Linked DNA regions of Homo sapiens: region 1 is linked to region 2. A link is an interaction called in ENCODE POLR2A ChIA-PET data of the cell type or tissue named here. Cell type or tissue: OCI-LY7. All regions are shown on one strand. Links, peaks and the distances in the headings refer to the core of each region. The heading gives the core; the rest is flanking DNA.

Region 1 (16,238 bases), core at 4,101-12,100, 840 kb after region 2:
GGGTAAACAGTATTTTAAATTTTGGAAGTGTATTGATACAAACTCTCTGAGTAAAAATTAACACTGTTTGTCAAAATACGCTTTCATTTAGCATTTCTACAATGAAGAATTTATCCTACAGATATTTTCTCATGTGTAAACAGAGATATATTGCAGTAAGAATATTTATTATGACTGGGCACAGTGGCTCATGCCTGTAATCCCAGCACTTTGGGAGGCTGAGGAGGGTGGATCACTTGAGGACAGGAGTTCGAGACCAGCCTGGCCAACATGGCAAAACCCCGTCTCTACTAAAAATACAAAAAATAGCTGGGTGTGGTGACGCATGCCTGTAATCCCAGCCACTTGGGAGCCTGGGTCAGGGGAGAATTTCTTGAACTCAGGAAGCGGAGGTTGCAGTGAGCCGAGATCGCGCCACTGCACTCAAGCCTGGATGAAAAGGGTGAAACTCCATCTCAAAAAAAAAAAAAAAAAAAGAAAGAAAAGAAAAAAAACAGGCGTGGTGGCTTTCGTCTGTAATCCCACCTGTAATCCCAGGACTTTGGGAGGCTGAGGCAAGTGGATCACTTGAGGTCAGGAGTTTGAGACAAGCTTGACCAACATGGTGAAACCCTGTCTGTATCAAAAATAAAAAATTAGCCGGGTGTTGTGGCAGGCGCCTGTAATCCCAGCTACTCGGGAGGCTGAGGCAGGAGAATTGCTTGAACCCAGGAGGCAGAAGCTGCAGTGAGCCGAGATCATGCCACTGCACTCCAGCCTGGGTGATAGAGCGAGACTCTGTCTTAAAACAAACAAACAAACAAAGTAAATTTAAAAAATTGTTATAACACTTTTTTTGATAAGAAAAAGAATCAAGCAATATGTTACTGATCACATGTCATTGATACCTCCATGTAACTTCTTCAATCAGCAGTCACTAAGTGTTCGTTGCGTGTCAGGCACTATTCTAGGCTTTGGAAATAAAGCAATAAACAAAACTAAGTCATCACCCTCATGGAACTTACATTCTCATGGGTGGAGAGAAACAATAAATAAACAAATAGGTCAAGCGATACAAAATGCTACAGAAAAAAATGAATTAAAAGTAGAAAGAAGGTGGTGGGAGATGGCAGCTATTTTACGAGAGTGGTTAAGGATGGCCTTTCTCATCAGGGAAGACTGGAGCAAAGATCTGGAGGACGTGGGAATGGAGAAAGCTGCATTCCATGAAGAGGAAGCAGCAAGAGCCAAAGGCTCAAGGCAGGAGTGTGTGTAAAATACAAGATAATAATATGCAGATACTTAAAAAAGAATGAGGCAGATCTGATATGGAATGATCTTGAACATATATCCTTAATAAAAATATGGGGGAAGAATAGTATTCTGCCATTTATGGAGAGAGAAAGGTAGAGACAGAGAAAGACAAATGAGTGCTTATATGCGTGCATAGGTAGAACATCTCCGAAAAGATGAACAAGAAACTGGCAATAGTGATGTCCTTTGAATATTGGACCTGGAAAGGGCATTGAGAGGAGCATATTAAGTTGGTGCAAATGTAATTGCACCAGCCACAATTATGTTTGCACCAACCTAATATTTATTTATTTATTTATTTTGAGACAGAGTCTTGCTCTGTCACCCAGGCTGGAGTGCAGTGGCATGATCTCAGCTCACTGCAACCTCCACCTCCCAGGCTCAAGCGATCTTCCCACCTTGGGCTCCGAGTAGCTGGGACCATAGGCGCGAGCCACTATGCCTGGCTGATTTTTGTGTGTTGGTAGAGGTAGAGATGGGGATTTATCATGTTTCCCAGGCTGGTCTCAAACTCCTGAGCTCAAGTTATCCACCTGCCTCGGCCTCCCAAAGTGCTAGGATTACAGACGTGAGCCACCGTGCCCGGCCAACACCAACCTAATACTTTAAATGTAATATTTTGACTTTGATTTTTTTACAGGGTGCAGGTGTTTGCTATTTTTTAGAACATACCTATTTGAAAAAATGGTTAACGTTAGGAGAGAGGAAGAAACTATGCCTCCTTTCAACTGGTTTATACATTTAGGATTTTTTTAGTTTGGCAAGAGGCATTGAAATGTCTAGCAAATTTCATTCTTCTCTGTTCATAGGCAAATAATAAGTTTCGAAAAATTCAGGATAGGAACTACATGGGATTAGAGGCCACCCAGGACAATGAATGCAGATTTCAAGCTCTCCTGATATGGTTTCTCCACTCCATTCCCCATGGTCAGGTTGGCAGTTAATGTTGGGTGGTGAGATGCTAGGAAATAATCTCCATTTTGCATCTTATAAAATAGCTGTGGTAACTCTTCTCTCTGGCCAGGTGATCCCTGTCTTAACTTTTGTTACCTTGAGGACTTCAGGGGCCATGGTTATTGGAATAAGTAGAAGTATTCAGCATATGGCATGAGAATCTGGCTATGGTAGGTTTCCAATACCACTGTGGATATAAGAAGAGCAATGGTATCCATTTTTCTCTACCAAGAGCCAGGAAGCAATGGTACTCTGGACCTCAGGCTACAGCAAACATCTTTCAGGGTGGGGAGACAGCAACCTTGAAGCTTTAAGGACAAGAAGTCCATAGGTTATGTCTGGCAAGAGCGTTTTCTTCCGTGAAGGAAAATGAAGAGAAGTTCAATTCCAACCTTTTCCCAAACAGCCATGATCTGCTAGACACAAACACAAAGATTTGATTTTTAAATTAATATTTAAATACATTTGGCATGAATTCATTCTTTTTATAAAAAGTTTGAGGGTAAATCCATCCAAATTAAAAATGTCTTCTCTGTGAAGGACCCCATTAAGAGGATGCAAAGACCAGCTCCAAACTGGGAGAAAATATTTGAAAACCACTATCTGGTAAAGAAGTAGTATCTGTAATCCATAAAGAATGCTCCAAACTCAAAAGTAAAAACAAGCAAACAATTCAATCAGAAAATGAGCAAAAGACAGGAAGAGACAGTTTACCAAAGAAGATATGCATGAAAAAGAAGCACAGGTAAAGATGAGAAATGTGAATTAAAATAACAATGCGATATCACTACATGCCTATCAGAATCGTTAAAATAAAAAGTAGTGGCAACACCAAATGTTAGCAAGGATGCAGACATTAATAAATTCATAAGTTTCAGATGGGAATGTAAAATGGTACAGCCACTCTGGAAAACAGTTTGGTGTTTTTTACAGAAAATTAAACCTGCAAGAATCAGCAATTGTATTCTTGGGCATATCTGCCAGAGAAATTGAAATGGACATTCACACAAAAATCTTTACAGGAATGCTTATAGCAGCTTTATTCATAGTAGCCCCAAACGGAAGCAATCTAGATGCCCTTCAAGGGGGAAATGCTTAAACAAACTGTGGTATATCCATACCATGAAATAGTACTCAGCAAAGAAAAGGAACAAACTGTGGTATATCCATACCATGAAATAGTACTCAGCAAAGAAAAGGAACAAACTGTGGTATATCCATACCATGAAATAGTACTCAGCAAAGAAAAGGAACAAACTGTGGTATAGCCATACCATGAAATAGTACTCAGCAAAGAAAAGGAACAAACTGTGGTATATCCATACCATGAAATAGTACTCAGCAAAGAAAAGGAACAAACTGTGGTATATCCATACCATGAAATAGTACTCAGCAAAGAAAAGGAACAAACTGTGGTATATCCATACCATGAAATAGTACTCAGCAAAGAAAAGGAACAAACTGTGGTATATCCATACCATGAAATACTACTCAGCAATGAAAAGGAACAAACTACTGGTACACATAACAACTTGGATGAATCTCAAAGGAATTATGCTGAGTGAAAAAAGGCAATCCAAAAATGCCACATACAATATGACTCCACTAATATCCTTGAAATGACAAAATTAGATGAGTGGTGGCTAGGGATTAAGGATAGGGACAGGGCAAGAGGGAAGTGTGTGTGAGTAAGAAAGGACACCATAAGGAATCCTGTGGCAATGAAACCCTTCTGTACTGTGACGGTGCCCATGGATATATGAACCTACACATAATAAAAGTGCATAGAGCTAAATAGACACACACAAATGAGTACAAGTAAAATGGGAAATCTGAAGATCAGTAGATTATATTAATGTCAATATCCTGATTATGATATTATACTATAATTTTGCATAATGTTATCATTAGGAGAAACTGGATAAAGGGAGCACAGGATCTTTCTGTATTATTTCTTACAGATGTTAAAAATTAAAAGCTGAAATCCCAATGGTTTCCATCTGTAGTCATAGGATCTCCTCCACCTCACCCTGGAAGTGTCCACTTACTTTAATGCGAGTTCTATGCTGGGAGAAGAAATGGCCCTTTGAATTCAGACAAGTCTGGATTCAAATTCTGATTCCACCACTCAGTAGCCTTGAGGGAGTAACTTAATTTCTCTGCCTAGCTTCCTCTTCATAAAACAGGATCCAATAATAGTACTTAGCTTGTTCCAAGAATCTAATAAATTAATACATATCAGTTTCTTAGAAGTGTGTCTGGCACGTACTAAATTCTCGATATTATTTTTATTATACACGTATCTTTGAAAACGTGTAGCATGATTTTCTTTGATGTGGATTGTTGTTTGTTTTATACAAACGATGTTATGCTTCTATATCAGTCTGTTATTTGCTTTTTCCTTTCTGCAGCAATATGTTTTAGATTCCTTTCCATGTCAGTAAATATCAAACTGTCTCATTTTAATTGTTATTGTAATGTTTAATTACTTTGTAATTGCTGCATAGTATTCCATGGTATGGTTATATTTAAATTTATTTACCATTTCCCTACTGATGGATATCTAGTTTGTTTCTAATGTTTTACTATCTAAATTCATATGCGTGTCTCTCTGGGCTACATATGAGAAATAGAATAGCTAATTGACTGAATACGGCTTTAACACTTTCAGATGATATGTTGAGAGTCAGTGCTATCTATAAACGATTCTGTGCCTTCCCCTCCAGCAATAATTTAAGGAATCTTCTTGCCACTTAAAATAAATCATTGATGTGTAATTCACATATTATAAAATTCATCCATTTCTGTACATTTACATAGAATTTGCAACCAGCACCATGACTTACTTTGTTATGGGTTGAACTGTGGTATCCCAAAAAATGTATGTTGGAGCCCTAATTCCTAGTACCTCCAAATGTGACCTCATTTGGAAATAGAATTGTTGTAAACAGAATTCAATTTAAGATGAAGTCATACTAGAGTAGGGTGGACCTGACATCCAATATAACTTGTGTTCTTATCAGAAGAGGGAAATTTGGACTCAGAGACAGACAGGGAGAACATCATATGAAAATGGGGGCAGTGACTGGATTCATGTTGCTGCAAGCCGAGTGATGCCTACAGCTACTGGAAGCTGAAAGGAACAAGGAAGCTTCCTCCCCTAGAGGATTTTTTTTTTTTTTTCTTGAGACGGAATCTCTCACTCTGCCACCAGGCTGGAGAGCAGTGGTGCCATCTCAGCTCACTGCAACCCTCGCCTCCTGGGTTCAAACGATTCTCCTGTCTCAGACTCCCAAGTAGCTGGGATTACAGGCACGTGCCACCACGCCTGGCTAATTTTTGTATTTTTAGTAGAGACAATGTTTCACCATGTTGGCCAGGATGGTCTTGATCTCCTGACCTGGTGATCTGCCCGCCTCGGCCTCCCAAAGTGCTGGGATTACAGGCGTGAGCCACCACACCTGGCCTGCATTATTCTTTATGGTGCATTTTCACTGATGAAAATGACTCGCTAACTATGGTCCGTTACACCCTTAGTCTCAGTAGTTCTCCACCATTGGAGTGAAACTCAATTATGAAATTTTCTTGGAGGGTGAAAATCCCCTCCTAGAAAAAAAAAAGACATGTATCTCCTGGATCTCCACACTACGAAATTTCACTGACAGTGTTAGAATACTGAGAGCCGTGAAGCCTCTTCTACAAGCCTTGGTATTTCCATGCTCATGGGGAGGTCAGTAGTACCTGAGACAGCCCATTCCATCCTGGGAGCTCTATATCCTACAAGGTAATTCCTGCAGGTTGAAATCCAGGTTCTGGTGGCTTCCACTTATTCATCCTGTGGATTGAGATGTGGAACAGAAGAAAAAGGAAGGATCAATCCCAAGAGTCAAATAGGATTCTATAGAAACGTGAATGGGAATGATTTTCATGCCTCTAGCAAACTCTCAGAAGGGGGAAATAGTGCAGTGGGAAATCCCAGAATTTGGGGAATTTTTTTTTTTTTTTTTTTAAGACAGAGTCTCACTCTGTTGCCTGGGCTGGAGTGCAGTGGCTCAATCTCGGCTCACTGCAACCTCCACCTCCCAAGTTCAAGCAATTCTCCTGCCTCAGCTTCCTGAGTAGCTGGGACTACAGGCATCCACCACCATGCCCAGCTAATTTTTGTATTTTTAGTAGAGACAGGTTTTCACCATGTTGGCCGGGCTACCTTGACCTCAAGTGATCCACCCATCTCGGCCTCCCAAAGTGCTGGGATTACAGACATGAGCCACTGTGCCTGGCCAGCAGAATTTGGACAGTCTTTTGTTTGAAAATCCTGGTTCTATCATATGCTAACTCTCTGGCTTTCAGGGCTTATTGGTAGCCTTTCTGAGCCTAAGTCTCTTTTGTCTGTAAAATTGAAAAATCTGGCACATCGTAGATGTTCTATCCTCAATGGTTTTAGATGGAAGGGAAAACCTCATGTGAACAAAAGAAAGGACCTCATTCTAGAGGAGATGGAAAAGAGGTGGAGGGGAGGAAATTTCCACGTCTAGTAGCATTCTTCCAAATGAGATGATCAAGTCTTTAATACAGAGAACCTTTGTAAAAAATTTTATAGACATTATTTTTTGGAGTAGTTAGGGGCTCAGAGCAAAACTGAGTAGAAGGTATAGAGTTCCCATATACCCTCTGTCCTATACACGCATAGCCTCCCCTGTCATTAACATCCCCCACCAGAGCGGCACGTCTGCTACAATTGATGAACCTACATTGACACATCCCTGCATTCCAAGTCCAGGGTTCACTTTTGGTGTTGTACATTCTGAGGGTTTGGACCAATGTATAATGATGTGTATTTACCATGATAGTATCATACAGAGTAGCTTCACTGCCCTAAAAATCCTCTGTCCTCCACTTATTCATCCCTCCCTCCTGCTATCCTCTGGCAACCCCTGAGCTGTTTACCCTCTCTGTAGTTTTACCTTTCCCAGAATTGTCATTGAGTTGGGATCATACAGAGTGTAGCCTTTTCAGATTGGCTTCTTTCACTTAGCCATATGCATTTAAGGGCCGTGTCTCTTTATGGCTTGATAACTCATTTCTTTTTAGTTCTAGATAGTAATCTATTGTTCATGGTAAAAGTGGAAAGCAGTTCACTATGTACATGTGTATCAAAATATTATGCTGTACATCTTAAATATATACATTTAAAAAAGAAAACATTTCATTGTCTGGATGTACCACAGTTTATTGATTCACCTACTGAAGGATATAGATATTTTATTGAATTAAATTAGGGCTCCATTTTACAGCCCAGGGATCATAGCATGGAATCAGCAGGTGGCAGCATTCCAGATCACTTGGAACTCAAACAGGTCCTCTGATTAACCTAGGCTCACAATGATGTACTCCAAAGGATAGGTCTTAGGTCTCTAAAGTCCCAAAACCCACTGCATTAAGAGGTTAAAGAAATAAAACTGATTTGCTGTGGAGGCTGCGATTGTCCTGGAAAATCACAATGCAATATCTCCACTGGCTATAATCACTGAGGAATTCCTTCTGCCCCTAAAGGGTTGGCACTCTTGCGTAGGATGGGTGCTCTTGCAAGATCTAATCCTGGAAATGCTCTCCATTCTCCATTCTTTTTTCCACTTACTTCTAAGGACAATACTGGGTTAGGCACCTGGCTTAAAGGAGTCTTTGAAGATCCCAACTGACAAGTGCAAAATATACGACTTGAAAAGAAAATCAGAATGCTTTGCCTTGGTTTGCTGAAGTGTGAAGTACATAGAACTTAAATACTATGTGGGTTTTTTCTAACCTTTTTTTTTTTTTCTGTAACTGAGCCAAAAACCAAAAGGGATTTTTTCTCTCTCTCTTTTTATAAGATACCAGGTGCACCAGAAGCAAGCATGCATTTTCTAAAACCAGTGAACCATGACATCAGAAGATTCTTAAGTCACGCCAGAACCAAACCTGCATTTCATCTAATCTCTGATCTAAATTAGGCCTCAGACATGCAATTGTTTTACCCAGTTGCAATCCAACATGAAGTGTGTTTGTTGGGCCTGTCTATCTCGGCTCAGTTGTGTTGTGGTCCAGTTCTGTCTCACTGGTTCTCTGCATCTGGGTGGCTGGCTGTCTTTGTCCCTCTGTGTTTCTATACTTTGTCTCTCTGCTTTTTGCTTTCAGTCTCTCTGTTATTCCGCCTGTGATCTTTCTCACTCTGCTGCTGCCCTTTTCTGAAGTGCTTTCAACACTAAGTCACGTTTAAGAGCACGTTTAAGATTTCAAGCTTAGGCTTGAAATCACCTCCTGCCTCTTTCTTCAGTCTCATCTGTCAACATGCTTAGAAGGGTATGTGGCTTGTAACAAGCATGTTACAGTCATTCACTATTATGATTCCCCACATTTGTGTAGCACTTTTCCAGGTAGTTTCTGAGATCAGCACGCTGGGTGACACCACAAAATGGAAAGAAAGGCTTTGGGAGAAAGAAGATTTCATGGGCTGATGAAAAGAAATACTTAGGTGACTTCTCTTGGCTGTGTGTGTCTTCTCATATCTTTCACAAGAGGCAGTCTGAGATATCTCAGGCAACTGCAGGGTATGCATGTGGCATATCTTGATTTTCGTAACACTTTGGCTGCTGAATCTCCATTCCAACCATGGCAATCTGTGAAAGCAAGAATATTGAGGAGAAAAGAGTAAAGAAAAGGGGAGACAACATGAGAGAGAACAGGAGTGGAGAAAGAGGATGAGAATTAAAGAGAGGGTAGAAAAGAGTTGATAAGAGTGACAGTAAGAGGAAGAGAAGGCAAGAGATAGAGTGACATTCACTGAAACCATAAAGCAGTGTGTCCTGCTGAATAGAGTAAGTGAGATCAACATGAACCCTTGGAAAAAAGATGCTATAGCCCACATTATTGCTCCTTACATTAAATTGTACTAAATATAAGTCTATTATCTGCTTAACTTAGTCTTGGTATAATTCACTGTGCTGCTGTAGGCCTCAGTTTCCATCTGAGGTCTTGCCTTTGTAAGCAAAACTGTAGCTCTGTACAGCAGAGATTTAGCTCCTTCACAACTGAAAAAAGGCTAAAGAAAGGGAAAACAAGGCACTTGGTGTTACAGAGTTAGAGAGAAGAGATACTGAAGTATTATACTTGGAAGCAGCAAACAAAAATCAGTCCCCAACGAATCTATGCCGTGCCATCTGCAGTCAATATGCATTATTACAGTTACACAGATGGCTGGGTTCGGGGGGAGTTCCAAGCCAGTGGTTCTAGACCTTAGCAGTGCACTGTGATCACCTGAGAGCTTAAAAAACATCTCAGTGTCCAGGTTCCACCCTAGATCAATTAAAGGGTGGAATCCAGGAATCAATATTTTTGGAGGCCCCCAGGTGACTCCATTGTGCAGCTAAGGTTGCAGACCTCTGATCTTGGATAACCCTGGGAGCCAAGCAACAAAGTTTTTGAACTCTGTAACCTGACTGCAGGTAAAGTAGCTCAATAAATGACTGTACCTGTTGGGTAATAACGGTGGCAATTCAGGGACTGTCAGAGGACTATGAAAAGTCCATCTGTTTGGAATGATGCAGATTTAATCAAATGATATTCTTCAAAAGTGACTACCTCATTCTCAGACATTTGGTTTGCCCCGAGTGTCTGATGGTCCCGGTTTGCTGGTATCTGTTTATAGCCATCTGCTGCCAGTGATTGTGGAGGTGAGGAACAACGTGTTGCCAGCTGAGGTGTGCAGCAGGGCAGCTTTCCTACCTGGTTTTTTCCTGGGAGGAAAGGTATCTTCACCCCTGGGAGTAAAGGTACCTCGAACATCCTAAATACACCTGTTATGGATTAGTTGTGTCTTCCTAATATTCTTATGTTGAAGTCTTAACTCCCAGTGCCTTAGAATGTGATTGTTTTGGAAATAGACTCTTTGGAGCTGTGATTAGTTAAGATAAGGCCCTACTGGAGTGTGATGACTTGACAGCTCCCTTCTTTTTAGTTCTAGATAACAATCTATTTTTCATGGTAAAAGTGGAAAGCATTCCATTATGTACATGTATATTAAAACATTATATTGTACACCTTAAATATATACATTTAAAAAAGAAAACATGTTTCATTGTCTGGATGTACCACAGTTTATTGATTCACCTACTGAAGGATGTAGACCTTTTACTGAATTCAGTTGGGGCTCCATTTTACAGCCCAGGGACTACAGCATGGAATCAGCAGGTGGCGGCATTACAGATCACTTAGAGGTCAAACAGTCCCTCTGATTAACCTAGGCTCACAATGATGTACTCCAAAGCATAGGTCTTAGGTCTCTAAAGTCCCAACACCCACTGCGTTAAGAGGTTAAAGAAATAAAACCGATTTGCTGTGGAGGCTGCGATATGACTGGTGTCATATAAAATGGGGAAATTTGTACACAGAAATATGCACACACGGAGAACACTGTGTGAAGATAAAGGCAGAGACCATCTGCTTCTATTAATATAAACCAAGGAGCACCAAAGACTGCCTGCAAAGCACGAGAAGCTAAGGCAGAGGCCTGGAAGGGATTCTCTTACTCACAGCCTTAGAAGAAACCAATTTTGTTGACACCTTGATTTTGGCCCTCCAGAGCTGTGAGATGATAAATGTCTGGCTTTTAAGCGAAACAGGTCGTGGTACCTTGTTACAGCAGCCCTTGGAAACTAATACAACGCCCCAGGATGGGAGAACAAATTCTGCCCACTGATGGGAACCAAATGGAGGCTTTCAGGCCTGGGGGAAGGTGTGCCCTGAACCAATCAGCTGGCCCCATTCCAAACCTGCTTCAAACTGATCACACAGATGTTTGCTCCTGATACCCTCGTGCTCACTGTATCCACTGTTGGGGGATTGAAATACCCCAAGCAGGGCCAGCTCCACGGGTGTGTGACCTGTGCAGTCACACAGGGCCCACTCCTATTTTAATTCTCTGGTGTTGCCATCTTGAAATTCTTAATTTTTGAACAAGAGCCCAGCATTTTCACTTTGCACTGGGCCCCCCAAAATTGTGTGGCCATTCCTTTCCCCAAATGTCTCACCAACTTTCCCTCTTTCGATCAGATCCCATCTACTTTGTCTGAATTTCTTATTGTGTCTGATCCACTGATGTCACCCCCTTCTTGCTTTCAGTGATATTTTTGTAGAAGTTTCCTTTTTAATACTATTGTTTCTGTTATTTGTAGGGATTTGGGGCAGGAGGGAATGGCAGACGGGCACTGTGTCAGCCATCTAAATTGAATAACCCAAAGCCAACAGGACTCTTATGCTCATTAGGTTGTTAGTCCTATCAGGGACGTTGGCTAGAGAATGGAGGAGAAGTTTATAAAAGACTGTGTGAGCCTTGGCTTAGGTAGTACAGCTCTGGGACTCTGATGACCATGAGTAACTGAGAGTCTGGAGGGAGTGATACACTGCTTAGGACCCTTGAAGGCTTGAAGGTGGCTGGCTGTCTCTGTGTCATACTGGCATGGTGTTTTGCTAATCTGATCATTTTATTCACAGCTCCCCTTGAAATCCTGGCATAGGTTTCTATTATTCCTGGGATGCTCTGACAAGTTGGGTCATTGTTCCCATTCTTTCCTCTTTCCCTGAATTAGAAATATGCACTCACACTCTTTGCCACGGTGCTCTACGTCACGTCCCACTGTGGGCAACGTGACCTTCCCACCCCATTGACACTGGGTTAGCCATGTGACTTGCCTTGGCGGATGGAACTTGAATGGGATTGTCAATGTGCCAGTTCCCAGCTGAGGCTGTAAGAAGCATTACGCATTTCCACTCACCTTCTTGCATTTCTACCATCTGCCATGAGAAAAACACACCCCACGTAGAAACTAGTCCAGAGAGAATGAGGAGACAGTCCCAATGCCCAGCCTGGATTCAAACCTAGCAGATTCCAGCTAAACCCAGAAGAGATACAGCCCCTCTACAAACCCATAAGCAGCGTTAATGTCCTTGTTTACAGAGGCCAGTGAGTTTGAGAGGTCTTTGCTATGCAGAATTATTGCTGCCAAAGCTGACTGATGAAGAAATAATGTGATTTCTTTAGGTGGGCTTTCATGTCCTTTTCTGGTCTGGACCTTTCTATTTGCTCAGTCTTATCTCCTACCCCCCACCCTCTTCTTTGTCCATTCTACACTCAGTTCAGATGTTCTATGTTCTCTCTCAGCTTTGAGCCAATAACACATTCTCTTCCTCCATCCCTGCCCTACTCAGGATCCTTTGACTTGGCTTTCTCGTTCTCACTCTCTAGCTCTCGGTCTAAGTGTCACTTCTACCAGTAAATCTTCCTTAAGGCACAGTAGGAAACACTAATGGCCCTGCAATGTACTCTCTTTGTGCCGTGTTCTTCCACACCATAGCACTTAGGACAGTATTGTGTCACTGCTAATATGGTGGGGGAAATATATTGAGATATTTATTTGTATTTAATTGCTGTAGAAGAATCAGGACGAATGAGAGGCAGCAATGCTTTGCTTTTTATACTCTGCCCCTCACTTGCACACAAACGAATCCCAAGGAGTCCATAGGGCCCCTCCCTTCCTCTGCCACTGTCATTTTAAAGCAAAAGCAGTATCTGGGGTGTGTGTGTGTGTGTGTGTGTGTGTGTGTGTGTGTGTGTGGCTGTTTGTGTGTGTGCATGTGTAGGGGGTTGGTTTATCTTATGAAATCCTAAGAAATTCTAGTGAAATCCCAGAAGGGGAATGATGAGGAAGAATGTGGCTTTGCAGTCTGGCTATGAAATGTTCCTCCAGAATGAGTGTGGACAGAGGTTGGCAGGTTTCATGAATATGCAGACCTGTGCTCGCCATAAGAATTTGGAGGGCTGGTGCACCTTCGAGGAGCTGAGTCCCAATTTCTGGGCTCTTGGGTATCAAGAATGCCTGTTGCCACATGTCATGGAAACAACAGCTCAAATGAACTTCAGGAACCGTGCAGACTTGGACTATACAGTGCTCAACAGAAACTGGGGTAGACCAAAGAAAGGTTGCCAATCTAATGACTTAAAACAGCACCAACTTATTATCTCATGATAGCCCATAGGGCAAGAGTCTATGCACAGCATAAGTCCTCTGCTCAAGGTCTCATATGGCTGAAATTGAGGTTTCCTTTCTGCAAAGTCCGACATTAAGGGACTGAGCCCTAATAGTGTCTGAGACTGAATGGCTTGACATGCAGAGATGCCAGGCTGGCAATGGAACTTAACTAGGTCTACACACATAAATGGCATTGCTATTTCTTATATCATCTCATTTAGCTTTTAAATGTATGTCTATTATACTTTAATGTTCTGTCTTTCCTGGTAGACCATAAGCTCTTGCAAGGTGGGCTGTTTCTGTCTTGCTTATTGTTGTGCCTCCAGAACCTAAGACAGTTCTTGGAACATTGTAGCGAGGGAGTCGATAAATATTTGTCAAATGAGTGCTTGACTTTTAGGTGCTTGATATGCACTTATTGAACTAAATGGAACCAGTTCTCATAAACGCCATGTGATCTGTGCAGAGTGGGTATCACTACAGCTGTTTCAAAGAGGAAGAACCAGGTTTGGGGAGTTTAGGTAACGTGTTCAGGGTCACTTCAAAGGTAGGAGCAGAGCTAGATCTTTTTCATTATATTCAGAAAAAAAATTAATCTCTTTTTATTTGAAACACGGCCCTGAAATGTAACACTATGACACATTCTAAGTCGTATGACTCATACTTTTCATCTTCTGTGATCAAGAGAGGGGGAAGATGTAATGAATTAGAAGCGTTTATAAGATGTGATTTTATGTTGAGGCCTCAGATACTAACATTGCATAGAATCTCAAACTCTACAGTACCTGAATCTTCCAAATGGATGAGTCTCCTCTTAATAGAAACACAAACTAAATCAATCGGCCGGATGCAATGGCTCACGCCTGTAATCCCAGCATTTTGGGAGGCCGAGGCCGGCGGATCACTTGAGGTCAGGAGTTTGAGACCAGCCTGGCCAACATGGCGAAACCCCATCTCTACTAAAAATACACAAATTAACTGGGCAGGGTGGTGTGCACTTGTAATTCCAGCTACTGAGGAGGCTGAGGCACGAGAATCACTTGAACTCAGGAGGTGGAGGTTGCAGTGAACTGAGATTATGCCATGGTGAGACAGTGTCCTCCACTAGCCAACTCCCCGACCCTCAACCAGAAATCAATATTAAGGGCTCATGGCATAACCTGGTTTCTCTCAGACAGACTAGACCCAAATCCTCTTTCAGGTTTCTGTTGCCTAAATAGAGTGGTTGTTCAGTGAGCAGAAATCTGGCATGTGGATTGTATTCCTTATTAATCATGTAAGCACACCATGAATTCTTGCTTCAGGGCTTTTGCACGTACTGGGATGCTTGTTTGAAAGGCTCTTCCCTTTCTTGTGACTCCATCCTTCTCATTCTTCACTTCTTGATGTAAACATCAGTCCTCAAGGAGTCTTTCCTGAAAGGGTGTCTGGGGGCACCCTCCCTCCCCATGAGTCCCCATCACTGCACACCATTTATACTACTTTTCATAATTTGCAATTACAGCTGACCCTTGAACAGCATGAGTTTAAACTGCACAGATCCACATATATGTGGATTTTCTTCCACCCCTGCCACCCCTGAGACAGTGAGACCAACTCCTCCTCCTCCTGCTTATACTCCTCAACATGAAGACAATGAGGACGAAGACCTTTATGATGATCCACTTCCACTTATTAAACAGTAAATGTATTTACTCTTCCTTATGATTTTCCTAATAACATTTTATTTTCTCCAGCTTAAATTAACTGTAAGAATACAGTATATAATGCATATAACATAAAACATATGTGTTAATCGACTGTCTACGTAATCAGTAAGTCTGCTAATTAATAGTAGTGAAATGGGAAAAGTTCCCTTATCCCCCTGGCAGGGCTTGTAATGGGGGTGTGGCTCGCTTCTTTGGTGCCCTGCTGCTGAAACCCCTAGGGGGAGCATGCAGACAGGTCCGCTGTGGGGCTGTGACCCACAGTGTCTAGGTGTGAATGTTTACAGCTCCTGAAGCCCAAGTGGGCATGTGTTACAGTGTTTTTGGTTTGTTTGTTTGTTTGTTAGTTTGTTTTTAGGCAGAGTCTCGCTCTGCTGCCCGCCCCGCTGGGGTGCAGTACAGTAGTGCAATCTTGGCTTACTGCAATCTTCACCTCCTGGGTTCAAGCGATTCTCCTGCCTCAGCCTCCTGAGTAACTGGAATTACAGGTGCACGCCACCACACCTGGCTAATTTTTGTGTTTTTTAGTAGAGACGAGGTTTCACCATGTTGGCCAGGATGGTCTTGATCTCTTGAACTCATGATCTGCCCACCTTGGCCTCCCAAAGTGCTGGGATTACAGGCATGAGCCACTGTGCCCGGCCACAGTGTGCTCTTCTAGTTTAGCCATCCACAGGCAGATTGTGTTAACCAGCTCAATTAGACCCCTGCTTTATCACAAAGACAGAGGGCTTTCTGTATCCCAGGGTTTCTTGCCTTGGTGTACCGGAAGAATGGGAGGACATATAGGCTTGGAGAATGAGTGCAAGGTTTAATTGAGTGGAAGTAGCTCTCAGCAGAGCGGGGAGCCAGAAGGGAGATGGAGTGGGAAGGTGGTTTTTCCCTGGAGTCAGGCCTCTTAGCAGCCCATGTGCTCCTCTGACTGCCCTGGCCAAACTCCAGGAGGATCCGACAGTCGATGACCTGCTGTGGCATCTGTCGGTGTGCTCTTTTGCAGATGTGTTCCCCTAGACTAGTCCAGCCGCTTGTGTCTCTGCCTACTAGGGTCTTGGGTTTTTATATTCACAGGATGGGGGCGTGGTGGCCCAGGGTGTTCTTGGGAAATGCAACATTTGGGCAGGAAAACAGAAATACCCATCCTCACCTTGTCTGTGGGCACAAACCCGGGGGTGGAGCCCTGGCCAAGGACCACACCCTTCCCTTCCCAGCACTTCCCGGTCCC
Region 2 (16,238 bases), core at 4,638-12,637:
ATTACAGGCGTGAGCCACCGCGCCCGGCCTCCCCTTGCACTTTTAAAATGATGTCTGGGAGTAATAACTGAGAATGGTTACTTGGTTTGGTTATCACGTATCTCCTATGTTGATGCTGTGTAACATACATCTATGATACTTTGTTGGTATGTGATAACATATTGCTTATGCGTGAGGTGATGGGCTAGGAGGCTTAACTGGTCTTAGCTGAGCTGGCTTCTGTGTCTGGGAATCAGTAGGTGGATGCAGGAGGGCCTTGACTAGGAAGAATGGAAAAACTGGGCTGTGAAACAGAAAGATCCACAGATCTTTCATCCTCCTCCCAGGACCAGTGGGCGAGCCTGGGCATGTACATCAGGGAGCACAGACAGGAGAAGCACACCCATATGGGTATCATCCAAGCTGTGAGCATGTCACATCGCCAAGGGGGATTACAAGGCAGAAACCAGAGTCAGTGGGAGGGCACTGCAAAGTCACGTGGCAAAGAGGGGCACAGAGAACGGTAGATGGGGCCATTTGTACACTTGCACAGATTAATGACCTGTTCTAAGTGGGAGAAAGGGTGGCTGTGGGCATGTAGCAGTGCTGTGAAATGCTAAGGCAAGTGATATAAATAGGGAGAAGATAGAACAGACCAGTAATTCGAGCCAAAACCATCCATGAATCCAGAATGGGGCCCAGAAAGACATCACTGTGTATTCTGGGATAGGGCCAAGTTTAATAGATTGCCCAGAGTCCTACTTGCCTTTACTTTCACAAAAAATTTTTAATTTACACAGTGCAATTGACTTTTGCTCTTGTTCATGTCTGTGAATTTAAACACATGCATAGATTTGAGTAACCACCATCACCGTCAAGATATAGACCAGTTCCTTCACCCTAAAAAGCTGTTTTCCCCTCATTTCCTTTCTAGCTGCACCCTCCCCCACCTCTAAGCCCTTGTCCCTCCCCCTCTAGTTTTGTCTTTTCAAGAATGTCACATAAATGGAATCATACTGTAAGCAACCTCTTGAGGCTGGCGTCTTTCAGCATGTGTGAGAACCGTCAAGTCGTTGGGTGAGTCAGCAGTGTTTTTATTACTGAGCAGAGTTTGGTTAAATGGATATACCACGGTTTATCTAGTCATAAAGGAATAAAGTTGCGTTGGTTCCAGTTGTTGGCAATTTTGAATAGAGCTAGTGGAAACATTCAAGTGCAGCTTTTTGTGTGAACAAAAGTTTTCATTTCTGTGCGGCAAATACCTAAGAGTTGAGGACTGGATCCTATGCTAAATGTAAGAAACTGCATTCCCACAGCGTATGAGGGGCCCAGTTGCTCTGCACCCTGGGCAGCATGTCATACTGTCATGATTCTTTACTGTGGCTGTTCACAAGGATGCAGAATATTTCATCATGGTCTTAATTTGCATTTTCCTAATGAGTAATGATGTTGAGCATATTTTCATGTGGATGTTTTCCTTTAACACATCCTCTTTGGGGAAGTAAGTAAGTGTCCAAGTATTTTGCCTGTTCTTAGAAACTAGGCTGTTTGTGGTTTTACAAAGATTTGAGTTTTGGGAGTTCTTTGTATATGTTAGATGCAAGACCTTTGTCGAACATGTGAGTTGCACATATTTTCTTCTAGTCTTCAGCTTCTTTTCAGTGTCTTTTGCATGACACCTTTTTAATTTTGATGAAATTTACTTTTTGTGTCCCAGATCATGCTTTTGGTGTCATGTCTACCAATTGTTAGCCTAAACCCAGGTCATAAAGATTTTCTCCTAGGTTTTCCTCAAAGTTTTATAGCTTTACATTTTAGATCTGCGATTCATTTTGAGTGGACTTTTGTGTCAGGTCCAAGGATTGGGTCAAGGTTAACCTACTTCCTGTGGCTGACCCGCTCCCCCCACCCCCAGCGTAAGGTCAAGTGGAGGGAGGACAGGACTAGAGGCATTACGGGGTGGCCCCACCCTCTTGGGACCACAGCTCTTATGATTAAAGAGGAACGTTATCCCCTGTATTAATTTCTTATTGTTGCCCTACCAAATTGGCACAAAGTTAGTGGCTAAAAACTACAGATTTATTCTCCAGCTGCTGTGGAGGCCAGAAGTCCGAGATCCGTCTTACTAGGCTACAGTCAAGGTGTCGGCAGGGCTGGCGCCTTCTCGAGGTTGTGGGGCAGAATTTGTTTCGCGGCTTCCTGGCAGCCACCCTATGCCATGGCCCCTTCTTTGCTTCCCAGCAATTACTCTGGGACCCTGAGATTCCATGGGGTGGACCTAAAGAGTCCAGGATCATCTCCCCATCTCAAAAGCCTGAATGTAACCACAGCTGCTGGTCCCTCTTGTTGTAGAAGCTCACATATGAAGACGCTCCAGGGATGAAGAGCTGGGCATCCTTGGGGCACCATTGATCTTACCGCCACCTCCCCTAGAGTGTCAGGTGCTTGAGGACTGCTCAAGGCTGAGGCATGAGAGAAGGGGCAAAAAGAAACAAGATCGCCTCCACCCTTTCTGAGCAGGAGTGCCCTTTTCCACTTCTGGACCCAGAGCTGGAGGGCTTCTCTGACAGCCCTGTCTGTTCACCCCCTGCCCACTTTTGGGGTCAGGCTGCCTGTAGTTCAGGCTGGAGGATGCTACAGGGGAAAAATGGTGAGCTCACTGCGGGTTTCCTGGGACAGCAACAACTGGTCATCTCTGTAGTCTGGCTGCTATTTAGTTTCCTGAGTTATTGACTAGCTGCCTCATGCATCCACTCCAGGTTTGAAAGCTGACTTGGAGGGGAGACACAGGGGGAGGTGACCTTACTACATCATACCCAGACCTGGAACCTCTTCCTCAGTATTGTCTATCCTGAAGTATTATGGAATATTGGTGCATGGAGAGAAGGACTATGGAACCATGTATCATATCTTATCAGGGAGAGAATGACAGGAGCAGGGGAATACCACTAACAGTGGGGATGGTCAGCCCTGATGGAGGACTTCTGAGTGCCAGAATTACCTTCTTCATTCTTCACAGAATTCCCTATGAGGGCAGTTACCATGTGCAGGCTCATTGTACAGATAAAGAAACTGAGGCTCATGGAAGGTCATCAATGTCTCAAAGGACCCACGCTTAGTGCTTGATGGAGCCAGGATCTCAGACCCAGACCTCTGTGATCTGAGTCCCAAGTCATAACCATTTCAGCATGTAGTTGTTCATCAGCCTCCCTTTTCAAGCTGCCAAATTGCTCTCCATGCCAGACCTCAACCCTGAGGTCACACTCTGGGCCACATCTCTGTCGGGGTCCATCGCATCTTCGTTCAGCCAGCTCCTAATGCAGCCGTGCTGACACCCGTTTACCACTACCCTGGGGCGGGAGTGGGTTCCTGATTCCTGTCACCTCCTGTCTTTTCCGTACTGTGCCAGCCAGTGCCTGATACTGACCTGCGTTTCCAACCCCCTGGAATGGAAAGGTTCAGAGGGCAGGAACCAAGCTCGCCTCTTCCCCTCTTCTCCCAGCTTTGTAGCACATGCCTGGAAACCAGTCAATGCTTGATGAATGTTTATGATGATGCAACAGATGTTTTCCACTGATTGCCCACGGTACATCCTGGGCCCACACAAGAGGACGCTGGATCCACTTCAGAGACTTGGCTTGTCTTATGAGTCCAGAAGGGCTCACGTTTGCAGCACCGCTCTGTTTTTTCTTTTTTTAATTAGTTTGGCAAAGATATTCCTAGTCACCAGTTAGTCCAAATCCTGCAATATTGTCTCTTCCCAACGGATCCCTAAATTGAGCCAGCATTTCCAATTCAGCCCACGCTACCTGGGCTCCTGCTGGGTGTCAGGCCCTGTGCTAAGCCTTTTCCACACAGGGTGTCAAGGAATCTGCAACTCAGAGGGATAGGACCTAGTGTTATTCCCTTTATAGATGAGGAAATTGAGGCATGGAGAAATGGAGGAACTTGCCCAAGATCACAGCTAGTAAGTTTTAGAGCTGCTGTTAGAGCAAGAGATTGTCTCAAAAGAAAAAGTTAGACCCAAGTTCTATCACCCAGGGTGGAGTACAGTGGCACAGTCTCCCCTCACTACAGCCTTCGCCTCCCAAGTTCAATTTTGTTTCCTCAGCTTCCCAAGTAGCTGGGATTACAGGGACCCACTACCACACCTGGCTCATTTTTGTATTTTTAGGAGAGGCAGGGTTTCACCACGTTGGCCAGGCTGATCTTGAACTCCTGACCTCAAGTGATCCACCCGCCTCAGCCTCCCAAAGTGCTGGGATTACAGGCGTGAGCCACGGCACCCAGTGTGGGTCTAACACTTAAACTTGTGTTTGAAGGCAGCGTGTTGGGAACATGGACTTTGGGGCCAGGCTGGTGTTGGTCCCAGTCTTTTACTCTTAAATCTTGTGCATATAAGCACTAGACTATCACTGCCTTTTTTTTTTTTTTAAACAAAGTATTAGTTAAATCAGCAAGTAAGTGAAGTTAAAGCATCCTGTAAGGTGTGTGGACCCATGAGCAGTACTCAGAAATGCTAAATGTCTGAGTCTCTAGAGGTCCCAGAAACATGATTTGAGTAGGGAATCTTTGCTTAGCAAAACTATAGAGCCCTACTTCAAATTAGCTTGAAGCAGAAAAGAAGTACTTACTACTCCTGTAACTATGAAGTCCAGGGACTTGGCTAGCTTCAGGAATGGCTGGATCCAGAGGCTCAAAAAGTGTCACCAGGACCCTGTTGGTTTCACCCTCAAGCATGTTCTGTCTGGTGGAAAGATGGATCCTGGCAGCTGCGTATCTTATAGATGGTTTAGATCCAGGCCCTGAAGCATAAGTGTTCTCATCAGCTCCTGTAGAAGTCCTAGGAAAAATCATATTCATCACGTTGCTCCTGATAGCTGTAGCGGAAATTCTAGAGATTCTGAATGATGCAGCTCTGGGTCATCAGCGCATGCATCTGGGTCCGTGCCTGTGGCCCGGGGAATGGAGCACCTTGATTAGCCAAATCTGGGGCAGAGGAGCAGGGTGTTCAGCCCACCTAAGCTCATGGACTGAACATGATTATCCAGAAGGAGGGGGCCCGATTCACTGAAAGGAGAGAAAGTGGGTGGGCAAACATATGTTCATGCTGCGGGGTCTGGTGAACAGCTGTCAGTAAAGCCACAGCCACCTGTGCTGGCGAGTCATTGTGTAAGAAGCTTGTGACACCTTTGGCCCAGACTTCCACGCCCACTGAGCCACGAGATCACGCTTCCGTGGTGCGTCCCAGTTCATCCTCCCCGATGGAGTGGGCAGTGCCCCAGTGCTCCGCAGCTGGTGCCGTCTGTCTCCAGACGCTCTTCCAGCCTGCATTCAACAAGCCAGTCGTATCAGAAAATATTAACCACGGGAATTAATGAATTTTGGCATTGCAGTGGAGTTGACTGGGGGAGATTTTCCAAGTTTATTTTCCAAGATGTATCTGGTGCTCTAGAGATTTCTCCCAGCCCATGAGACAGGGACACCTTCGTATTTGGAAGAGAGAAGCCAGTGGTGGAACATCCTCTTACCACACTACAAGAGCTTGCGTATTCCTTCATCCTGGATTGCCGAAGGTGGAATCCGGCACCCTCTCGTTCTAAGCGAGGAGCCTATCTGCTGGGAGAAATGGTCTCAGCCAAGGTCACACCATGGGTTAAATGCAAAAGCCCTGGACTCTAGACCCCGTTGACTCATCACATTGCAAAGCCACAGGAATCACATTGGTAGGGGTAGAGGTCTTTCTGCAGACTTGGTTGTGGAAGGCTGTTAAGGAAAACAAGTCCATAACCCTATATTCACCGGCATCATTCCTAAGAACACGGGATGGGAATCGGTGGTGTGCACATCAGCCAAGGCTTCAGAACCGTGACAGCCGGTTCCTCACCACACCAAGATTGAAACTAACTTACCCAGATTGCAACTCAGGACTTTACACTCTCAGTACGGCATCCAGGCCACAGGGGAAGGTGGACCCCAAAGTCATGAGGCAGGAAAAGTCAGTACTGTTGGAAAGGAGAAGTGATGCTGGGGAGTGGAAGGCGTTGTGAGGTGGTTCTGCTAAAACATTATGTCAGCTGGTGGGATTTGGACGTTTCTCTTTCTCTACCCTATCTCATTCTGAAGAGGCCGATTTTATGATTGGGGTCGGCTGGGGTCTAGATGGCATTTTTCTGTGGGGAATTGTGTGGCCTAGGAACATTCTCTGGAATGTTACAGTGATGGATTCATTGTTCTGCAGGCATTTCTTAATGAGTTGTCACTCCTGACTCTGCGTCATGCCTTGGGATCGGCAGGTTCATGTCAGACTGTTTACTTCTCATGAAGCCTTTGAGAGCGCTGTCACTCGAATTCTCTTCCTCCACCATCCCTTTAATAGGAGGGGAAACCTCGGCCCAGAGAGGTGAAGGGACGTGCTCTGGGTCGCACAGCTGGTAAACTGCAGAGCCAGGATTCTAGAGACCAAACTCTTGACCACTGCTTCAGCAAGAACTCCTTGGGGAAATGCCCACATGCAGCCAGTGTCAACACAGCCCCTGGCCTGTGGTCAGTGGGCCAGTAATCAATAGTCATTAGATGTTATCATCATCCCTTGTTCACTGTATTTCCAGATGAGGAAACAGGCTCAGAGAGATTGAGTAACTTGTCCTAGGTGGCACAGCTAGGAAGCAGCAGATGTCGGCTTCAGTAGCCAGGTCTGTGATGCCCTGCTCCTGTAGCATAGCCACGAAATGCACTGTGCCAGCCATCAGACCCAGGCTGCAGTAGCCAGCTCTGTGAGGCCCCACTTACCTAGCACAGCTATGAAGTACAGACACTCTGCCAGCCGTCAGAGAAACAAATATGGTCAATACAAAAAAGGAAGGGGTGGGGCAGGCAATGACAGGGAAAGGGCCTCTGTTCTCAAGTGGCTCCAAAGAGTACTGTTGAGAAATTGGTTTGCCACTTCGCCCTCTTTACATCTGGAAGACTCGCATCCACCAGAGAAAGGGTGTCACATAGTTCCAAGTACATACAGAGTGACAACCCATTGTCACACAATAGGTGTATTGTCCGCTTCCTAACCGGGTCCTGCCTGGCCCCACCCCTAGGATTGTTCCTTCCAGGGCTTGTGGACGGATAGGATGCCAGTGACTCTCCTCCTGCAACTGTGGCAAGACCGTGTGTCCTGTCAGAGTGGGTGACCAGGGCCTTTGCCAGCAGACGACTTATGGAGAAACGTTTGAGTAGATGGAGGAACCCATTTCCTCTGGAATCCAGAGGTACAGAAAGCAAGGGTCTGGCTCTTTTCTTCTGTTCTGAGTCTACACTATGGCCCTTCCCAGCTTCTAGGCTCCAGGTTAAGGGGAGTGGCTGGTGCAAGGTGGGTGGCCAGAGACGAGGTCACCATGAAGCCTTCAGATTTTAACCTGAGATGGAGAGGCAGCTTTTAAACAGTACCTTTCACCACTAGGCATACAGGGGCCTCCCTACTGACTCTCCAGACCTGTGGGGGAGGGGAGCAGATCACCTCTCCTTGAGAGGGTGAGCCTAAGCCGTGGGCATTGGGGTGGGGTACCTGGAGCATTCTAGGTGTTCGGGGCTATTAATATTTATGTATTATCCTGACAACTAAGGGCAGGATGTGTGCTTCAGTGGGCACTGTAGTTTGAACACCTGGATGCCAAAAACAGAAAACAAAAAAACCCACACCCTTGAGTACACATGATGGGAGTGAAGCAGTCCTGGGTTTGAGTCCCCAGTCTCTCACTTCACTGTGTGACTTTGGACAATGTATTCTCCCCATCCACAAAACAGAGCTAATAACCTCCACCTGGTAACATAGGGATGGGCACTGGTGCAGGGAATGTAAAGTAACGAGGGACGTAGGAGGTACTCATTGCTGTAGAGGTAAACTTGACCTCTTTTCGACCCTTCGTACAACTGTATTAGTCCGTTTTCACAGTGCTGATAAAGACATACCTGAGACTGTGCAATTTACAGAAAGAAGGTTTAATGGACTCACAGTTCCATGTGGCTGGGGAGGCCTCACAATCACCGTGGAAGGCAAGGAGCAAGTCACTTCTTAAGCTCTTTGCATGGCACCATCGATGTGAGCTAGGAAACTCTTCCTTATGAAACCATCACATTCACTGTCAGAAGAACAGCACAGGAAAGACTCGCCCCTGTGATTCAATTATCTCCCAATGGGTCCCTCCCATGATACATGGGAATTCAAGATGACACATGGTTTGGCTGTGTCCCCACCCAAGGATAATACAGGTGGAACATAAATGCCAGATTGATCTATTGATAATTATAAACAATTACCAAGAAGAGTGGATAAATCTTCCTTTTTGAATCCATCTAGACCCACTGTGATTAAAGCTATTATTTTGACTAGAAAACTAAGAAGATAGGAGAAAATTAGACATTTAAACAGCTACCTTCCATGCAACAAAGGAAATTTTAAATACAGACAATTAGGATTGCTTTCAAAATATATGAAAATAAAGGGATTAAGATTATACAGTCACCAGTAAGATCAGGCTGGTTTGGTTTTTCCAGGGCTAGGAGTGCAGCTGGAAGCCCTAGGAGGATGAGAGCAGGGATGAAGAGAAAATAAATTCCCCACCCCTCCATCCACCCATTCCTCCAATTAGTACTTACAGTGCACCATTTCAGATCCTGATAGTTCAACAGCAGATAAAGCATCTGTTTTCATGGGGGACACAGACATTGAATAGTGAGGCAGACATGCCTATGTGAGGTGGCGATTTCCAGTGAAAAGACAGGAAATGACATCACAGTCATCACAGAGGGAAAGAAGCCTGCTGGGGATGTGCTGTTTATGGTCTAGGAAGATGACAGGGATAGTTTGACCCGAAGTGGAGACCTGAGGCAGGGAGCCAGGCAGTGGACACAGCAGGTGCAAAGGTCCTGCAGCCTTGAAGAGTTGGCCCCTGGGAGAAACAGCAAGGAAGCCAGGGTAGCCCAGGAACAGAGAGGCCTTGCAGCCAAGGGAACTCTAGCTGCCATGTGGAGTCAGCAAAGGGTAGAGCTTTGTTATGGGTGATAGAACAGGTAGTTAGGGGACCATGTGGGCACCCCGGGGAGAGGGGATGGTGCCTCAGGCAGCCTGGGAAGGGGTATTCTCAAAGTAGAACTACCAGAACTTGCTGGTTTCAATGTGGGTGTGAGAGAAAGAGGAACTGGAAGAACAGAGTCCTGAGCTGTGGTTAACATCCCCCTCCCTCACGAGGATTAAATACACCCCCACGAAGTCAGCCTCAGCACCACTAAGCTGTCCCATGGGATGGAGATATGATTCCCACCCCAAGCACCATCTCCTGTAATAAAACCTGGCCCCCGCGTTCCTGTCTGGGATCTGCATAGCATGGCACCCATCACTGCCCCTCTAAGCCTCCTCCTGTGAAGCTGCAGCTGCTCACACTTGCCTGGCTACCGAACAGAATGGGCTCAAGAATGCTCTGCAGGGACAGCCTTACTGAGCCCCAGATTCCAAACTGGAGTTTAGCAAAATGAGCCACTTCCTTCAGCAGCAGTTCTAGGGCTGTATAGGAGCTGCTCTTAGGGGTTCAGGGATACCTCAATTCCCAGTCTGCCCTCAAGGTGCTCAGTCTTTTGGGAGACAGCATGGCACAGGGGTCTCGAGTGAACGTGGCATCCTGGACTTTTGCACTGCTCATATTGGTAAGGCAAGCACCACCCCTGGCACACACACGGTCAGGCATGACATAAAAAGATGTTGCTAAGGGACATTGAGGTCTATTTCTTGGGACAAGTAGGAATTTTCTATCCCTGTTCATTCTTCATCTTGGCCACACACATTTGCTCTCTTGCTCATCCCACAGCGCCTCCCACAAGGCCACGCTGGATCCTGCCACAGTGTTAGGTTACATTTCCTTCCTTCTGGCTCACCAGATGTGGACCTGACTGGGAAGGCTGGAAGCTACTGTCCCTGGAGCCCTACTCTCCTGGCTTGGTGCCTCCATGGGGAATGACAGTGGGCACTCTGCACCCACATGGAAGGGAGTCCCACACCTTCTAAGGTCTCCTTTGTAACCTACCTCTGGCTCCCCACTGTGCCACATCCCTGTACCATGGCATCTGTGTCTTTTGGACAGCACCGGGCTTTCAGGATGACTAGTCAGGGTTGTCTTGTCTGGACCAGATGCTTTGAGGGTGCAGCCTTCTGGGAATTCCCTCTAGGGATTTTCTATGATGCTGGCTTCCCTGTAAGTCCCACTCCAGGCCCGGGTACTCTGTCCAAGCCCCACAGCAGAAGAGGCTCTTCAGGGGCCTCATTTGGTGTCAACTCAGCAAGAAGTGAAGTTTAAAGCCCAGAGCACTGCAGGGCATTGTACTGGTGTAGGAGGGGTACATCCAGGGCTCCAAGGTGTTTTCTGTGCTGAGCTCATCTCTCATCCCCCAGCCACCACAGTGCTGGGTCATAGCTGGGCTGTTGTTTTCCTATGGCAGGCCCAGCCCTGTCTAGCTCTCAGTTCCTCTGCTCTGCAGCCAGGGCCCTTGGCCTGAACCCTACACATAGCAGCACTCACTCGGGCTGTAGGTATTCTTCAGTACCTGCTATGGCCTGGCATTTAGGGAACTCTCAAGCAACAGCACAAGTGAGGCCCCTGCTCTCCCGTGCTTTGGGTCCGTTGTAACAGCATAAAAAGCTTGTGGAGTATCTTAGGTGAGTCCACTCTTGCAGCTGGGCAGGCATCATAGTGTTCGGCTCCCTGTTACAGTGTCATTTCTTGGGGACATAGCAGATGGAAAATTCTGGGGTAGTTTTGATTTAGCAGTTATCACATTTGCTGTTCATGGAGTGTCTGCAGGGGCTAGGCACCCCTCACGATGCTTGTGTCTGCCAGCCATGGTGGCTCATCCCTGTAATCCCAGCACTTTGGGAGGCTGAGGTGGTAGATCACTCAGGGTCAGAAGTTGGAAACCAGCCTGGTCAATATGACAAAACCCCATGTCTACCAAAAATACAAAAATTAGCCATGGGTGGTGGTGTGCACCTGTAGTCCCAGCTACTCAGAAGGCTGAGGCAGGAGAATCTCTTGAACCTGGGAGGTGGAGGTTGCAGTGACCTAAGATTGCACCATTGAACTCCAGCGTGGGCAACAGGAAGATCCTCACACATACAAAGATGTTCATGCCATTTTTCATCCTCTATCTCAAATAGCCAGTAAGGCATGGAGTGGGCTTCCACCCTGGGACCCCAGCCCTAAGACCTGCACCTTTTTCTACTCCAGAGTCCTTGCCCTCCACACGCTCTGTAAAGAGCATAGCTGCCGAAACCAGCTTGAGGCAGTCCCAAGGCCCGGCATCTTGATGTCGCAGATGCTGCTTGGGGCCAGGAGAGTCACCCTACAAAGTGTGTTCCAGCATTTACTTTGAGACCTGTTGGTGATTAGCAGGTGATTTCTACTTGCAGACAAGGCCCATCATGGCTTCTGTGCCCTGTGTGGCCAGGCCTTGCCTCCTTGGCCGCATGACTGTGGTGAAACAGCCAAAGATGGTTCAGACTAGAACAGAGATCAGAAAATGATGGCCCACAGGCCAAATCTTACCCTCCACCTGTTTTTTATAAGTAAAGTTTTATTGGAACATGCCCAGTCATTCACACTTCATGTATAGCTTCTTATTATAAGGGCAAAGTTGAGTTGTAACTGAGATGGAATGCCTCCCTGGAGCCTAGTATGTTTAGTCTCACCCTTTATAGGAAGTTTGCCAACCTATGGGCTAGAATACTGAGGCTGATGTACACTCACATGTAAAGGGAATACCTTCCATACCGCATGTAGTGATATGGAAAAAATCTCCATGACATTATTACTAAGAGGATAAAGCATGGAAGAGTACCACACAATACCTTTCTAATTTTAGAAATAGCAAATATGGGCCAGACACAGAGGCTTATACCTGTAATCCCAGTACTGTGGGAGGCCAAGGTGGTTGGGTCACCTGAGGTCGAGTGTGAGACCAGCCTAGCCAACAAGAGGAAAACCCATCTCTACTAAAAATCCAAAAATTAGCCAGGCATGGTGGTGCACGCCTGTACTCCCACCTACTTGGGAGGCTGAGGCAGGAGAATCACTTAAACCCGGGAGGTGGAGGTTGGAGTGAGCTGACATTGTGTCATTACATTCCAGTCTGGGAGACACAGTCTCAATCTACAAAAAAAAAAAAAAAACCAAACACCAAATATGAGGATATATACTTCCACCGGTGCATACATACGTGCTTCTATGTGTAATGTATACCTGTAGAAAGACACATTAAAAAGTAACCGTCACTTAGTGGAGGACCAAGGTGGGAAGACTCACTTTTTCATGTATTCACCCCCCTCATGCTCTTATTCTACACTCCTGTGTTGCCTATTTAAAAAAGGTGATAAAATAGTTGAAAAAGTGTAGAGGCTGAATAGCTGAGATAAGGAAGAGGGAGCCAAGAATATGTGTTAATTTACCTTTTTACAGATGATTTTTGAGCAGTATTTTCATGATAGACTTTCTGGGAGGAAACCTGTGACGGGAGGGGAAGCTCAGAATTGCTGGTTTTATTTAAGTGGAAATAAATTTTTAGTTGAATCATAAAGGTAGAATGGGCTTAGGGCACAACAAAAAGCTGTTTCTCAATCTAAATATTTCTTCTCTGGCCGAGTGATGGGCTTCTAAACAAGGTGTCATCCAGATGAAGGAAGTGGGGTGTTTTCATCTCCATGTGATCCTCTCTTTGCTTGGATGAAATCTGGTGTGAAATAATGGAACAGTGGTCCACAGCTGCCAGGAGAATCTCAGAAAACCCTCAGTACCATCGTGCAGACTTCCCCACAGAGAGCCTTTAGGAACACACTGCACTCAGATTTGCCATCTTCTGAGGACAGTCTAAAAATCACTGCTCCGGAGGTTCAGACACCGTCAAATGTTTAACCAGTTTGTCAGCCCACCAAAAAGCCACTTGTAACCTCAGAGATATGTGGAATCATTCTTTTGGGGGCTAGTCTTTCCATTTGCAGAACTTCCCCAACAGTAGGATTGCTTTCAAGTTGGGGTCTCAGCCACAGCTTGCACATTCGATCACCCAGCATGCTTTTAAAAATACAGAGGCCAGGCCCTGCCTGGTTAATGCAACATTAATCTTTGGGCCTCAGCATCAGGATCTTTTTAAAGTTCCCCAGGTAATTCTAAGGTGCATGCAAAGTTGAGAAGCCCTGCTTTCAAAAGGCTGGAACAAATTCTGGTGTTACAATTAGATCTGAGTCTGAGGCATCAACCCAGCAAGTATTTTCTGAGCTTTGGTTTCCGTTCCTGTGCAGTAGGATAAAAGTACCACCCTCCTTTCAGGTGGTGAGCCAACTTGTGAATGGGGACAGCTGACAAGAAATACTTCCTGGCTGCCTTGTACACATACCAGGGGCCCGCTTCAGAAGCACATGGGCATCAAACTTCTGTATCCCCGCCTCAGTTTTGTCACTTAGCTGCTGCTGGGGACACAGGAGCAGGCAGGTGATATTTCTAGCCTGTCTGCTCATCTGTAAGGTAGGGATCTCTATACCCTACCACACAGAGCCACTGTGAGGATCCAGTGAGATTCCCCAGCCAGGCTGTGCCCAACACAGTGCCATGTCAAAGTAGCTCCTGCTGGTCCCTGTCTCTAAAAAACGTGGCAAGTCCAGGCTCAGATGGGAAGGATTTTTGGGGCACTGAATCTCTGTCTCAATCACTCAACTGTGCTATCCTCAGTGAGTGTAACCATGGCTGATACGGAAATGCCTGAGAGGCCACATTCCAGTACAGCTTAATCTACTAATCCTGCAGAAAGGGAAACAACGGCAGATAAGGCAGGGGAGGGCCGTGGAGTCAGACATCCAGCACCATGCCCCAGCTTTGCCTCCTAGGGGCTCGTAAGCCCTGGCCAGTTAACTTCTGTGCCTCAGTTTCCTCTTCTAGAAGAGGTGATAATGGAACTCCTCTCCTGGCTTCTGTGAGGGTTTAATAAGCCAATACACGTGTAAGACAGCAAGCATGGTACCTGGCGCAGAGCAGTGGTGAGGACGTGGTCAGTTCTTTTGGCTCGAGAGCTGGAGTGAAATACCTCGGGTCCATCTCATCACCCAACGATTGGGCCTCAGGAATCTTGCTCAAAAATAGCCTGCCAAATGGGCCTTCATTTCTCAGTGATGTCCCCAGCACTGGCACACAGGCCAGCCAAGTTGCTGCCCTCATGGAGTTTATATTCTCATGGGGATGACTAAAAAAGCAAAAACCAAACACCAAACAAATGGAAGGATTGCAATGGGAGACCCAGGCCATGCAGGGCGTTTACAAGGGTCGGGGGAAGATTTAGATTGGGGGACTGATAGAAGAGACATGGTATCTCCAGTGAAATCACTTCTGATTTAAGGTATGAATTCATCTCAGCTCTGGGCTTTCAGTCATCCTGGAGGAGAGAACAGCCAACAGTGTGACACCTGACCTGCCAGAGAGGAGAGGGTGTGGCAGATGGCAGGGCCTGGGGAGACATGGACATGGAGGCAGGAGATAGGCAAGGGCAGCAGAGCTGATTGCTCCTGGCCTTATATGCCACGTCATCAGGAACATGGATTGTATTGAGTGCAGCAGGCACTGTCTGAGGGGCTGAAATCAGGAGAGTGGGATTAGATCAGCTTTAAGAGGCTGGGGACACTAATTGGAGATGGTAACTGCAAAGCAACACTCACCTGCATATAGTTCAGGCTTGGCCTGGGGCTTTCAGGCTGGGAGGGCCTTGGGCTTCTGGCTCACAGCTCTGGGGTCCTTCCTGGGATTTTTGGATCTTTAAGTCAGTATACAGCTGCAGTTATTTCCAGTAGCCATGCTCGCAGATGGGGACTTGAGAATACAGAGAGAGATTGTACAAGACCACTGCCGCCTAGGGGCACAGAGTAAGAGGAAAATGAGTGGGCACCTGGCCCTGGGAAACGCCCTAACAAGGCAGGCAGAGAAACCAGCTCGTCTTCTCAGAGCTTGCCAGACATGCTCTCAAGTTGAACATATAAGTAGTTCTGGTGGTTGAAAACCAGGTCTGACACACTCCAACCTGCTGAGCATGGTGTAGACCAGCTCAGACCAGCCCCAGCTGCTTAGACCAGGCAGGGCAGGTGCACACTTGCCATCACAGTGCTGGAGGAGGGACCCCACAGAGCACTGCAGGGAGCTAAGCAGGAGCTGTGGGCTCTGAGGATGCTTTGTTCCCCACCCCCCACCCCTGCAAGATGGAATTTTGTGCTTGTTGCCCAGGCTGGAGTGCAATGACGTGATCTTGGCTCACTGCAACCTCCGCCTCCTGGGTTCAAACAATTCTGCCTCAGCCTACCACGCAGCTGGGATTATATGCACATGCCACCACCCCCAGCCTAGTTTTTTTCCTTAAGTACAGACAGGGTTTCACCATGTTGGTCAGGCTAGTCTCGAACTCCTGACCTTGTGATCCACCCACCTAGGTCTACCGAAAGTGCTGGGATTTCAGATGGAGTCTCACTCTTTTGCCTAGGCTGGAGTGCAGTGGCATGATCTCCGCCTCCTGGGTTCAAGCAATTCTCCTGCCTCAGCCACCCAAGTAGCTGGGACTACAGGCATCCACCACATTTGGCTAATTTTTGTATTTTTAGTAGAGACAGCGTTTTAACCATGTTGCCCAGGCTGGTCTGTAAATCCTGACCTCAAATGATCCTCTCACCTTGGCCTCCCAAAAGCACTTGGGATTACAGGTCTAAGCCACCATGCCCAGCCTGGATGCTTTGCTCTTTACTGTGTTTAAGTAAATGAGCAATGTGTGAATAAGTTCTGGCTTAAACCATTTGAACGATGAGCATATATAGAGCAAAACGTGAACATCTCCCTCGGCTGCATCGTCTCTGCCTTTTGGTGCATCTGTGTATACATGGGTGCTTGCTTCATATGAGGTTTCAGTTTTAACTAAAATGGGACCAGATGTCTTTTGTTCTGTAGCTTTTCCCTTACCTGTGTCTTGAAGGTGTTTCTGTGCCCCGTGCATGGGTGTGCATCGTCTTCTGTAATGTCAGCGTGTCCTGCTGTTTCCGCACACCTGCCATGCCAGGTCCATGGGTCCTGCACATAGGCATGGAGTGGTTTCCAAGCTTCCTCCGCAGCAGGATGCTGCATTGAACATTCTCGCCCACGTTTTTGTGAACTTGTTCAACAATTTCTTAAAGCTGACACCAAGACTTGGAGCTCCCAAGC

The links. ChIA-PET counts read pairs that join two places held together with the same protein. Peaks named below come from ENCODE experiments on the same cell type or tissue, not always from the same donor. Only the 100,000 strongest peaks of a DNase experiment are listed, where the experiment ranks them.
Region 1: POLR2A ChIA-PET joins it to region 2 with 5 read pairs; 1 of 35 experiments calls an interaction of 5 or more read pairs at or near these places.

Annotation. Positions count from the first base shown.
Region 1 is chr16:13,382,074-13,398,311 of GRCh38, forward strand. It overlaps a transcript of SHISA9 not described here. Among named protein-coding and RNA genes, the nearest start is that of SHISA9, 490 kb to the left of the region's middle. RefSeq lists enhancers at 8,119-8,178, 8,589-8,638. In OCI-LY7, for the core only: CTCF peaks have their summits at 7,558 (motif pointing right), 7,758, 9,410 (motif pointing left), 10,475 (motif pointing right) and 1 weaker place; DNase peaks (open chromatin) are centred at 8,208, 9,468, 9,898, 10,478 and 1 weaker place; H3K4me3 peaks cover 3,392 bases; H3K27ac peaks cover 5,826 bases.
Region 2 is chr16:12,538,361-12,554,598 of GRCh38, forward strand. All of the region lies in intron 20 of SNX29 (sorting nexin 29), which reads left to right. SNX29-AS3 (SNX29 antisense RNA 3) reads right to left here. Exons shown (of 4, transcript XR_007064988.1): 4 at 7,953-16,106. Among named protein-coding and RNA genes, the nearest start is that of SNX29-AS3, 65 kb to the right of the region's middle. RefSeq lists a silencer at 7,716-7,775 and enhancers at 8,730-8,849, 8,940-8,989, 9,270-9,339, 9,996-10,465, 10,576-10,715. In OCI-LY7, for the core only: no CTCF peak of the experiment used is centred there; DNase peaks (open chromatin) are centred at 5,131, 7,601, 9,151, 10,491 and 3 weaker places; H3K4me3 peaks cover 5,493 bases; H3K27ac peaks cover 8,000 bases.